Regions from separate parts of the Homo sapiens genome. Here region 1 is linked to region 2. A link is an interaction called in ENCODE POLR2A ChIA-PET data of the cell type or tissue named here. Cell type or tissue: GM12878. All regions are shown on one strand.

The links. Peaks named below come from ENCODE experiments on the same cell type or tissue, not always from the same donor. Only the 100,000 strongest peaks of a DNase experiment are listed, where the experiment ranks them.
Region 1: POLR2A ChIA-PET joins it to region 2 with 5 read pairs; 2 of 35 experiments call an interaction of 5 or more read pairs at or near these places.

What each region holds. Positions count from the first base shown.
Region 1 is chr7:130,947,021-130,952,020 of GRCh38, reverse strand. All of the region lies in intron 5 of LINC-PINT (long intergenic non-protein coding RNA, p53 induced transcript), which reads left to right. Among named protein-coding and RNA genes, the nearest start is that of LINC00513, 36 kb to the right of the region's middle. RefSeq lists a silencer at 958-1,126. In GM12878, no CTCF peak of the experiment used is centred here; no DNase peak of the experiment used is centred here; H3K4me3 peaks cover 1,526 bases; H3K27ac peaks cover 3,096 bases.
Region 2 is chr7:131,450,781-131,455,780 of GRCh38, reverse strand. All of the region lies in intron 12 of MKLN1 (muskelin 1), which reads right to left. Among named protein-coding and RNA genes, the nearest start is that of PODXL, 100 kb to the left of the region's middle. In GM12878, no CTCF peak of the experiment used is centred here; a DNase peak (open chromatin) is centred at 190.

The sequences.
Region 1 (5,000 bases), 500 kb after region 2:
GAAGAGCCTGGACTGTGATCACCTGCCCACATTTAGTAGGGTTGACAGCACCAGAAACAAAATCTGGCTCAGACCAAACATGAAGGTCTGTTACTAATGATGTAATTTCCGTCAAAATCCCCCATTTGGGTTGCACAGACAGACTGGGTTTGACTATAGAATGAAGACGGATTGTGCTGCACGTTGTCATGGGGGGCCATCGTGTTCTGTGTAGACCATTGTCTTTGTTGTACATATGCGATGAAGGCCTACAGAAAATTGATGTCACTTACTACAGCTGACTTCCCGGATCTCACTGTGTGGAAGATGCGACTTCTCCCAAGGCCCTGCTCAGCATAGTCACGGTTTTGTTTATGTTCTTAGTGTTGTTTGATAGATGCCACACATGCATAGAGGACTGGGATGTGGCGCCCATGACTTGGCAGGCGGGAGAAGCACACTTGAGGAGGCAGCTTTCCACTCTCCAGCTGCTGATCCGTGCCATCCCAGTGCCCCTGCATCTCCCAGCGGTTCTGCACACACTGCCCACTCTCCACCTCCTGCATCTCACTACTTACTCTCAGTAACTGGCCATCCCTCTGCTGTCACAGAGGGAAGAGAGTCCAGAAGGTGGACTCACTTAGGTTCTCGCTGTGAATCAGCACTCTTCATCTGCACCTGCCTGGCTTTCCTTGCCTCCTGTTTCAGTGGAAGGGGAGTCCTTCCTCGTGTCCAAGGCCCTGAACCCCATGCCCTTCCCTCTCACCTTCTCAAAGACTTTCTCTCTCTGACCGTGTACTTTTTATTCCCCACTGACTTTGTCCTGCGAGCACTGAAACCTACTTAAGTCTTTCCCATTTTAAACAACACAGGCCTTCAGTATCACCCTGCCTTTCATTACCTCTCCATTCACTTCTCCTGCCAGGGCCAGCCTTTTGGATGGATTGTCTCTAGTTACTCCCTCCCTGTCCTCACTCCTGCCCACCCCTCAGGCTGTTCCAGTCTGGCTTTTGCACCGGTGACCAAGTGGATTCCGCTGTAGCCAAAGCCAATAGTCGCCCTCCTCTCTTTCCTGTGGGCCACGTTCGTCAGATGCATTTGGATTCTTGTCTTCCCCAACCTCTCAGTGGTGAGCAGGCTTTGACTCGTTCTCCTCCCTGGCCTTTGAAGACTCACCCTACCCTTCTTGCTTTTCCTTCTCATTGCCCTTTTCAGGTTCTTTCTATCAGTCTCTAAGCTCCTTACTAATATTCCAGTGCCCACTGGGCATCTGCACTTGAATATCTTTTTGGCACCTCATATCCAAGAGGTTCCAAATTGATCCAAATACCCAAGCTTGAAACCTGTGACTTATTGATCCTTTCTCCTCACCTTCAGAATCCAGTAAGAAGGCAAATCTGGTCAGAATTCTACCTATCAACAATTTTCAAACCCATCTACTTTATCTGTCATGTCCTTCTTCTTGGTCACCATGACCTTTTATCTGTGTTAATGGATTAGCAACTCTCTCCCTGCTAAATTTTCCCTAATCCATTCTCTGACTGCCTTCAGGGCGATGCTTCTAAAAGCATCCTCATCCTTCTCCTTCCCTGCTTTAATTCTTACCCATTTGTTAAATGTCCTGTACCCAGATTGATGGGGGCCTCTGCAGAGCACGTGTTCCAGCCTGTGCATAACCAGGTCATCACAGCACTAACAAGTTCATGGGGAGTTGGAGAAGAGAGTTGTTTCCCACTCCACAGAACTTTATGAAAATCCCAAATGTAAATCAACCACTCCTGCCCCAGAGCTCTTGGTCATGGGCTTTGTATCCCTTCCATCCTTCCTCAGCCTCTCCCATCTGTAGTAACCCTACCCTATTTCTCCCTCTTTACTTATTCAGAGCATCACAGTTCTTTCCTGAATGTTCTGATCCTTAAGTTTCATTCCTGTCTTGTCTTTGTTTGGGTTTCCCTAGAAGCAGATTTTGAAAAAACATGCAATCTGGTCTGACTTCACTACTTAGGAGCTGTGAGACCTCTCTGTGCCTCAATTTCCTCATCAGTAAGATTCTACTTTATAGGATTGTAAGGAAGATTAAATTATGCATAGAAAGTTTTAAAGCCCTATCTGACCTATAATGGTGGTCAATAAAGCTTGCTGTGATAACAGTGATTACTATTATTATTAAAAATATCACTACCTTCGGGTTGCCATCCTCAACCAATCTAGCTAGAACAGATTAGAGCCCCCTCTTATGTGTACTAATAGCATTGTATGCCTCCTTTACATTGTAATTGCCAGTTTGCTACAGGAAGGATGATGAAATATTGTTCATCATCTAGCACCTAGCCCAGTGCCTGGCAGAGTTATACAAGATGTACTCAAGTATTTTTTGAACAAAATTAATGAATAAAATGACTTGTAGAAAGAGCCTTCCAATTACACTTGCTTTCTTACCTTTAAATAGCCACCTCTTTAAAAAAAATAAAACACGGCCAAGCATGGTGGCTCATGCCTGTAATCCCAGCAGTTTGGAAGGCCAAGGTGGGCGGATCACCTGAAGTCAGGAGTTCGAGACCAGCCTGGCTAACATGGTGAAACCCTGTCTCTACTAAAAATACAAAAATTAGCTGGGCATGGTGGCGTGTGCCTGTAATCCCAGCTACTCAGGAGGCTGAGGCAGGAGAATTGCTTGAACCGAGGGGACAGAGGTTGCAGTGAGCCGAGATTGCACCATTGCACTCCAGCCTGGTCAATAAGAGCGAAACTCCATCTCAAAATTAATAAATATATTAAATAAAACACAACAAACAAAATAGAACTCTTCTCCAGGGGCTTGTCTTTAAATCTGGCATTGCTCAGTGACCTTGGGGAAGCCTCTTTAGACATCTGAGTCCTGGAACAGTTCTATCTGAGAGCTTCTGTCCAGCTCTAGAATTCTTTAAATCTGTGGTAATAGCACAAAATGGGTATCGAGTACATTTTAAGGACACTCAGAGTTTCCCTTATGCTTATGTTTTTTCCTGTTGATGAGAAAATGTCATCATGTTGCTTGGATTTGTAGGTTCTTTCCTAGTTGTGGGGAATTTTTCCAAGCTGGCTATTATGAGAGGGTCTCAAAAAAAAACCACAAAGAAGTTTGGTATATTATGTTCAAATTACACACAGTATCCCTTCTTATTTTCACTTTTGATCTGGATTTTCACTTCTGAGCTGACTTCTATAATTTATATTTAAAGAATTTAGTCTCAGAAATAAGGTCATTTGATGCTTGCATCATTGACACTCCTAAACCTTTCTTGCATTCCAAATCGGAAACTTATTCAGGACTTCTAATTCTGATGGTTTCTTTCTTTCTTTCATATATTTATAGATGAAATATATATATATATATATACACAGATAAGACTATATCTATATGTAAATACAGATACTTAAAATATATATGTATATATTTTAATCGTGGTAAAATATGTAACAGAAAAATTACCATCTTAACCATGTTTAAGTACACAGGTCATTGGCATTAAATACATTCATGTTGTTGTGCACCCATCACCATCATCCATCTCTGGAATCTTTTCATTTTGCAAAACAGAAACTCTGTCCTCATTAAACAACAACTCCCCATTCCCTCCTCCCCCCAGCTCCCCTGAAAACCATCATTGTACTTTCTGTTTCTTTGAATTTGACTATTCTAGGTACCTCAAATAAGTGAAACCCTACAGTATTTGTCCTTTTGTGACTGGCTTATTTCACTTAGCACAATGTCCTCAAGGTTCGTCTAATGTTGTAGGATTACAACAACATTGTAGCATTGACATGATTTCTTTGCTTTTTAAGGCTGAATAATATTCCGCCATGTAGATATGCCACATTTTATATATCCATGTGATGGACACGGGTTGATGGACACAGGTTGCTCTCATGTTTTGGCTGTTGTGAATAATGCTGTTAGGGACGTGGGTGTACAAATACCTGTTTTAGTTCCTGCTTTCAGTTCCTTTGGATCAAATAAGTTATTGATCCTTCTCTATTGACGCTTCTGTTTTCATGGACTCTTGCCTTACTCTTTTGATCATTTACTGTTCCTCCCCCCATCGACCTTTGGGCCATTTTTCTGGTAATGTCCCTACTATCAAGGTTCTCATACTTCAGTTGGACCTCACAGAACTGCTGCCTGGAGAAAACAGTTTGACAGCTAAAAAAAAAAATATGATTCATTATCACCTCCTACACACACACCAATTCCTACTGTTTTCTGAAGGTATACCAGTGGTTCCTAAATTAAAAAAAATCTCTTGGTCATAGGGCAAATTTTTGTAGCTATCGATACTCTGTATTTTGAAATTTAACTGTTGATAATAGTAGCTTCTTGATGTATTAGTCCTCTAATTGTGAAACTGTTATCTGTTTCTTATTATGAAAACAATATATGACAATCACAGAAAATTTGTAAGGTGTAGAAAAGTATTACACACAATGGCACTACCTAAAAGCAACAACTATTAACATTCTGATGCATAGGCTTCCAGTCTCTTTCATGTAAATTTTTACATAGTAAAGATCACATTGTTTTGCACCTTCTTCTTTGCATTTAATAATAAATATAAGAATTTCTGGCTGGGTGTGGTAGTTCATACCTGAGTAGCTGGGAGATTGAGATGGGAGGATAGTCTGAGCCCAGGAGTTCGAGGTTACAGTGAGCTATGATTGTACCATTGCACTCCCCCTGAAGACCCCATCTCAAAAAAAAAAAAAATTTCTTGTTCAAAAGTATTTGCAAATATTTTCATGATTTTATAAAGCTGAGAAATATTTAGAGGGTGGTAATTAGCATAAATAGAATTTTTCCAGTTATAAAAACAATATATTACAGAAAATGCCAACCATCTCAAGATTATAAAGAAGTAATAAAAAATCTAATGTCTCCGTCTGCCCTTTTTAAGCTTTTTTAATGTATCCTAATCCAGTCTGGAGACCAGCTTGTCCCTCCCTTCTTCTTCACTTTCTTTCTTACCTGGCAACATTAGTATCAT
Region 2 (5,000 bases):
AGCCACCATGCCTGGCCAATTTAACAGTTTCTAATGGGTATATTTGCGGGGGAGGAGGGAAGGACAAAAGACCTGCAACATAAACGATTTTAAAAACTTTAAGATTCAACTGCTAAAAAGCTCAACTAAATGCCAGGACCTTAACCAGTCTTTAACCTTAACCAGTTTAGAAACTGACTCACAAAGAAAAATTAATCAAGCAGATCAGTAAACGTTAATCATTAACATATTTTGAAAGAACATTTATCTGAAAAAAACAGAAAATAAGAATGATACAACAATTATCACTGCCAACTCGTTATTTTTATAATTGTTTTAGGAAGTTACAATGATAATCCTTCAACTCTATTTCTTCTTTAACATCTTTAAAACTCAAAATAGAACAGCTAAAGGGGAAGTAAAAAAATTTTATCTATATGTCTGAATCACATCTTTTCTCTTCCTTCCTTGGTTTATCCTCTAAGCAAATGGGAGAGATTGTCAGAATATTTAACATAAAGAAACCCTGTGGGAGGGGGGATAAAAAAAAAGTTAACAAATATTTTCGAAGTCCTTTGAATTCCTGAGGAAGATATGTTATTGCATTAACTTATGAATTAATCTCAACTCTATTTTTGCTTCACGGTCCAATGCACATATTCATTACTGATTAGCTAAGACAAAGGAAAAGAACAGTTTTCAGAGCTGTCACAGAAATACAGAATCTAATAAAAAATAGCTTTCCACAAATTCACTATTTGTTAGGATATTTTCAGCTCCAAGTAACAGAAAACCTAACTAACAGTAGATTAATTAGCTCATGTAACAAAATTTTGCAAGTAGACAGCTCCAAGATTGTTTCAGAGTTCAACCAAATCATGGTGCTAGGTTAACTTTCTGCAATTTTCTTGGCCGCCTTCTCATTTTTGAAACTTGCCAATACCAACTCTAAGCATCACATCCTTATATAGAGCACCCAAAGCAGGGAGGCAAAGAATTCTTTCAGCATCTCTCTACTGTCATCAGGGAAGACATTTTTGTCAAATGTCCTCCAGTAGACTTTCTTTATGTCTCATTGGCCAGAATTGTGTCACATGGGAGGAAGGTAAAGTGAAATAATTTGCCAAAGGATAATAATGACTGGTTTAGACTAATCATGATTAACCATTCATGCCCTGGGGTTAGGCAACTTGCCATTAAACAAAATTATGGTTTGGTTAACAGAAGAAAGGGCCAATGACTTTTGGGAAAGCAAACAACAGTGTCTGCCACATCCTTCTCTTTGAAAGTTGGGACATTTTAAATGTTGGATGGGGCCCTATTAAGCACTAGCAACAACTCCAGTTCAGAACTAACTTCTATTATTTTACTTGAATCTTTCTACCACTCATCATTTATTTTTTGTAAATTTGCAACTAGCTTTTGACACTCAACAATATTTACTGATTTATCTCAGCTGTATTAAGCTATAAAAAACTGAACTCTTTGAATGGATCAACCAATTTATTTACTGGTGGACAATCAAATAAATAAAAATCAAATAAGTTGATGGTCAATCCGTCTTCAGATTTTTTCTCCTTGCATACAATACTACAATAAATATCTCTGTATAGCTTATTTTTTGTGGATCTATAAAAGTATATGAGTAGGAAAAGTTCGTGGAGTAAAATGCTTAGTCAAAAAAATATATTTTTTGTATTTTAACAGATAATGATAAAGTACTGTTAAAAAAAAAAAAAAAGGCTGTACCAAATACATTTCAACCAGAATGTAAGACACCTGCTTCCTCATGGCCATACCAACATTCACTGAGTGATTTTTTAATTTACACTTAAAAGTTATGAATAAAGCTGAGCATCTGTACATGTGTAAATTTACTGGCAATATGAATTATTTTTTCTTCGAAGTATCTATTCATATAATTTGTCATTGTTCTACTACAGGATTATCCACTTTTATTGGTTTATAAGAGCCTTTTGTTCATTGTAGGAAATAAGCTTTGTCTTAATTGCTAGTTTGTCATTATTTGATATTTTAACAATTTTTTATATTTTTTAATTTTGCAAAAATCAAACATTCCTTTTCTTTATGATTTCTGGGTTTGTGGCATGTTTAGAAGGGTCTTCTCTTAATCCTAGATTATTAAAAATAATTGGAATTATAATTTTATTTCTTAAGTATGAAACTTAAGTTCACCTAGAATTTTCTTTGATGTACAAAAGTCAAGTAGGGATCCAGATTTTCCCATTTATTCATATTTATTTATTTACTTATTTAAAGAGAAAGAGTCTTGCCGTTGCCCAGGCTGGAGTCAGATTTTCCTTTTTTTTAAAATACTGCCAAGTCTTAAGCAATGTCTCCATGTCATATACTGTTTAATCTATTCTTTCTCTCTGACTGGAAATGCCAACTTTACCATATACTAAATTCTCATATGTATTTGGGGACATTTTTATACTATCTGCTCTATTTCATCCCATTAGTCTGTACTTTGGCAAATTGTAGCTTTATAAATATCTGGTAGTGCCAGTACTACTTCATTAACTTTCAAAATTGTTGTTAGTGTTCTTGCATGTTTGTTTTTACATGTGAACTTTAATTCTCATTTACTATCAAGTAACCTAAATATCATATCTAAAAATATAAAATACTCTTGTAAGCTTGTAACTAGCAAAAACACCCCTGGGAGGGTAGAAGGGGGAAATCAGGGAAAGTTATTATTACCAATAATTTTGAGAGGCAAAAAGTAGATACTCTGTTTGAATAATGACACATCAAATACAAAACATACTAAACTGACAGCAATGAAGCCTAATTATGTTGAAAATAAGCGCTACCATTTTCTAGTCCAGTAACTAATCTATGTTAATGACAGCAAATCATCAGCTTCAAAGTCTTCTCTGTGTTGCCAGTTTGGCTTTACTCATTTAATTGGTAAAAGTATAAAAGGATCGGCCGGGTGCAGTGGCTCACGCCTGTAATCCCAGCACTTTGGGAGGCCGAGGCGGGCGGATCACAAGGTCAAGAGATCAAGACCATCCTGGCCAACATGATGAAACCCCGTCTCTATTAAAAGTACAAAAATTAGCTGGGCGTAGTGGCGCATGCCTGTAATCCCAGCTATTCGGGAGGCTGAGGCAGGAGAATCGCTTGAACCCGGGAGGCAGAGGTTGCAGTGAGCCGGGATTGTGCCACTGCACTCCAGCCTGGCGACAGGGCGGGACTCCATCTCAAAAAAAAAAAAAAAAAAAAAAAAAGTATAAAAGGATCAGAAACATAAAGAGTTATGACCATACTAATTTTTTAAAATGTCAGTAAGCACAATAAGCACATTCCCAGGGCCAAAATGAAAATCAGTATGATTTTGCTTTTAAGGTTTTCATAAAAATTTATTTATAGATAAATCAAGTTCTGTAGATGTAAACTCACATAGCCCTCATATCTTAGTTTCACAGCCTGATAACAGCAGAAGGGAATGAAATTTAATTTTCAAAATTTTGGAGCTAGATGAGGTCTTATGATCAACTGGTCCAATCTCCTCATTTTCAGATGAATAATCAGGTTCAGAGAAGTTATATAATTTTTCTAGAATTACAGAGGGATGAGTGGCAGACCCAGACAAAGAGAGACCAAGTCTTCTGATTCTCAATTTGCTATTCTTTCAATGGTACCAATCTGCTATAATGGTTAGAACAGGATGGAATAAACAATGGCAGATGTGGGAAAACAGAGTGGACACAATTTAAAAATCAAAACAAGTAAATACATAACTACTAAAGAACAAGCATCAGGTTGTAAGACCTCAGTATTACCAATACTTGACTTAGCATTTGGCAAATGAAGAAGGTTCAATATATGCTTCTTCCTTGAATGAATACGAACAGGAGAAAGCACTCTTACTATAGTAGACTGAGTTTCTATAGAAAACTACAAAACTCTGGTGGTGTGACAGACCATCTTCTACACATAAGTTTCAATTAGTGTTAAATACAGAGCTTACATATGGGGAATCTGCTAAACCCCTTGTGTTCACAGTCTTACTTGCCAAAAGTTTCTCAGAAATAAACTCAAGTTTTAGATATGCTGAATTTTGATGTAATTATGTATGTATTAGACACAATGCTAATAAATCCCTTAAAGCAGCTGCCAATCCATTGATTTAAATTATAATTTTCTTCTGAGGAGAGCATAAAATTGTTACACTGTAGTTTAAAAATAAGCATTAAAGTTTCTTCAGATCTTCAGATGTTAAATCTAAGATGGTACATTCAGATAATTATAAAGAGCAACAACTTAAGATTTTATAGTATCTGACAATACAGAATTATATAAACAGCAGTAATTTTACTATTAGCTATACCATCTCGGTGATCTCAATAGTTCAAACAAATTTACTCTATGAGCTCAAACAATCCCATTTGATACTCACATTGTAAATATAATTTTAATCAAATAAGCCACATTACTGAATCACAGATAAACACAGTAATTATATGTTAAGTCCATCTCAAATTACAGTAATTAACTGTAGTAAAAAATCTTTAGAACAACAGTTAACAAACAACAGAATGATTAATAAGCTACAGAGCATCTACATAATGGATAAAATTGGTGTTTTCTAAGAATATTTTAAAAATGTGGGAATTTAAATAGTATTCTGCCTTCTTAAAAGTACTTTTCACTGCTTACAATAAAAATCTAGTAAGAGAGAAAAAAATGTACTTTTTAAAAGTGAGGTAAAATAATTCTATGGGAGGACAATATAATATACCATGGTTCTGATGTGAGGTTTTCTGAACAGTCTAATTTAGTTCAGTAAAAGACTTTTAGGAGATCTAGAGTACTGAAACCACTGAATGCTCTTTAAGAAATCATGAACAAGTCTGTGTATTTCAGCTGATCTTTGTATAGGTTTTGAAAAGCACAGTCAAGATTTTACAGCCAGATGAATACCTAGAATTGCGTTAACAATGATGGCTAGAGCCACATGTTTTTATATTTCTAACCTGGGCTTAAGGCAT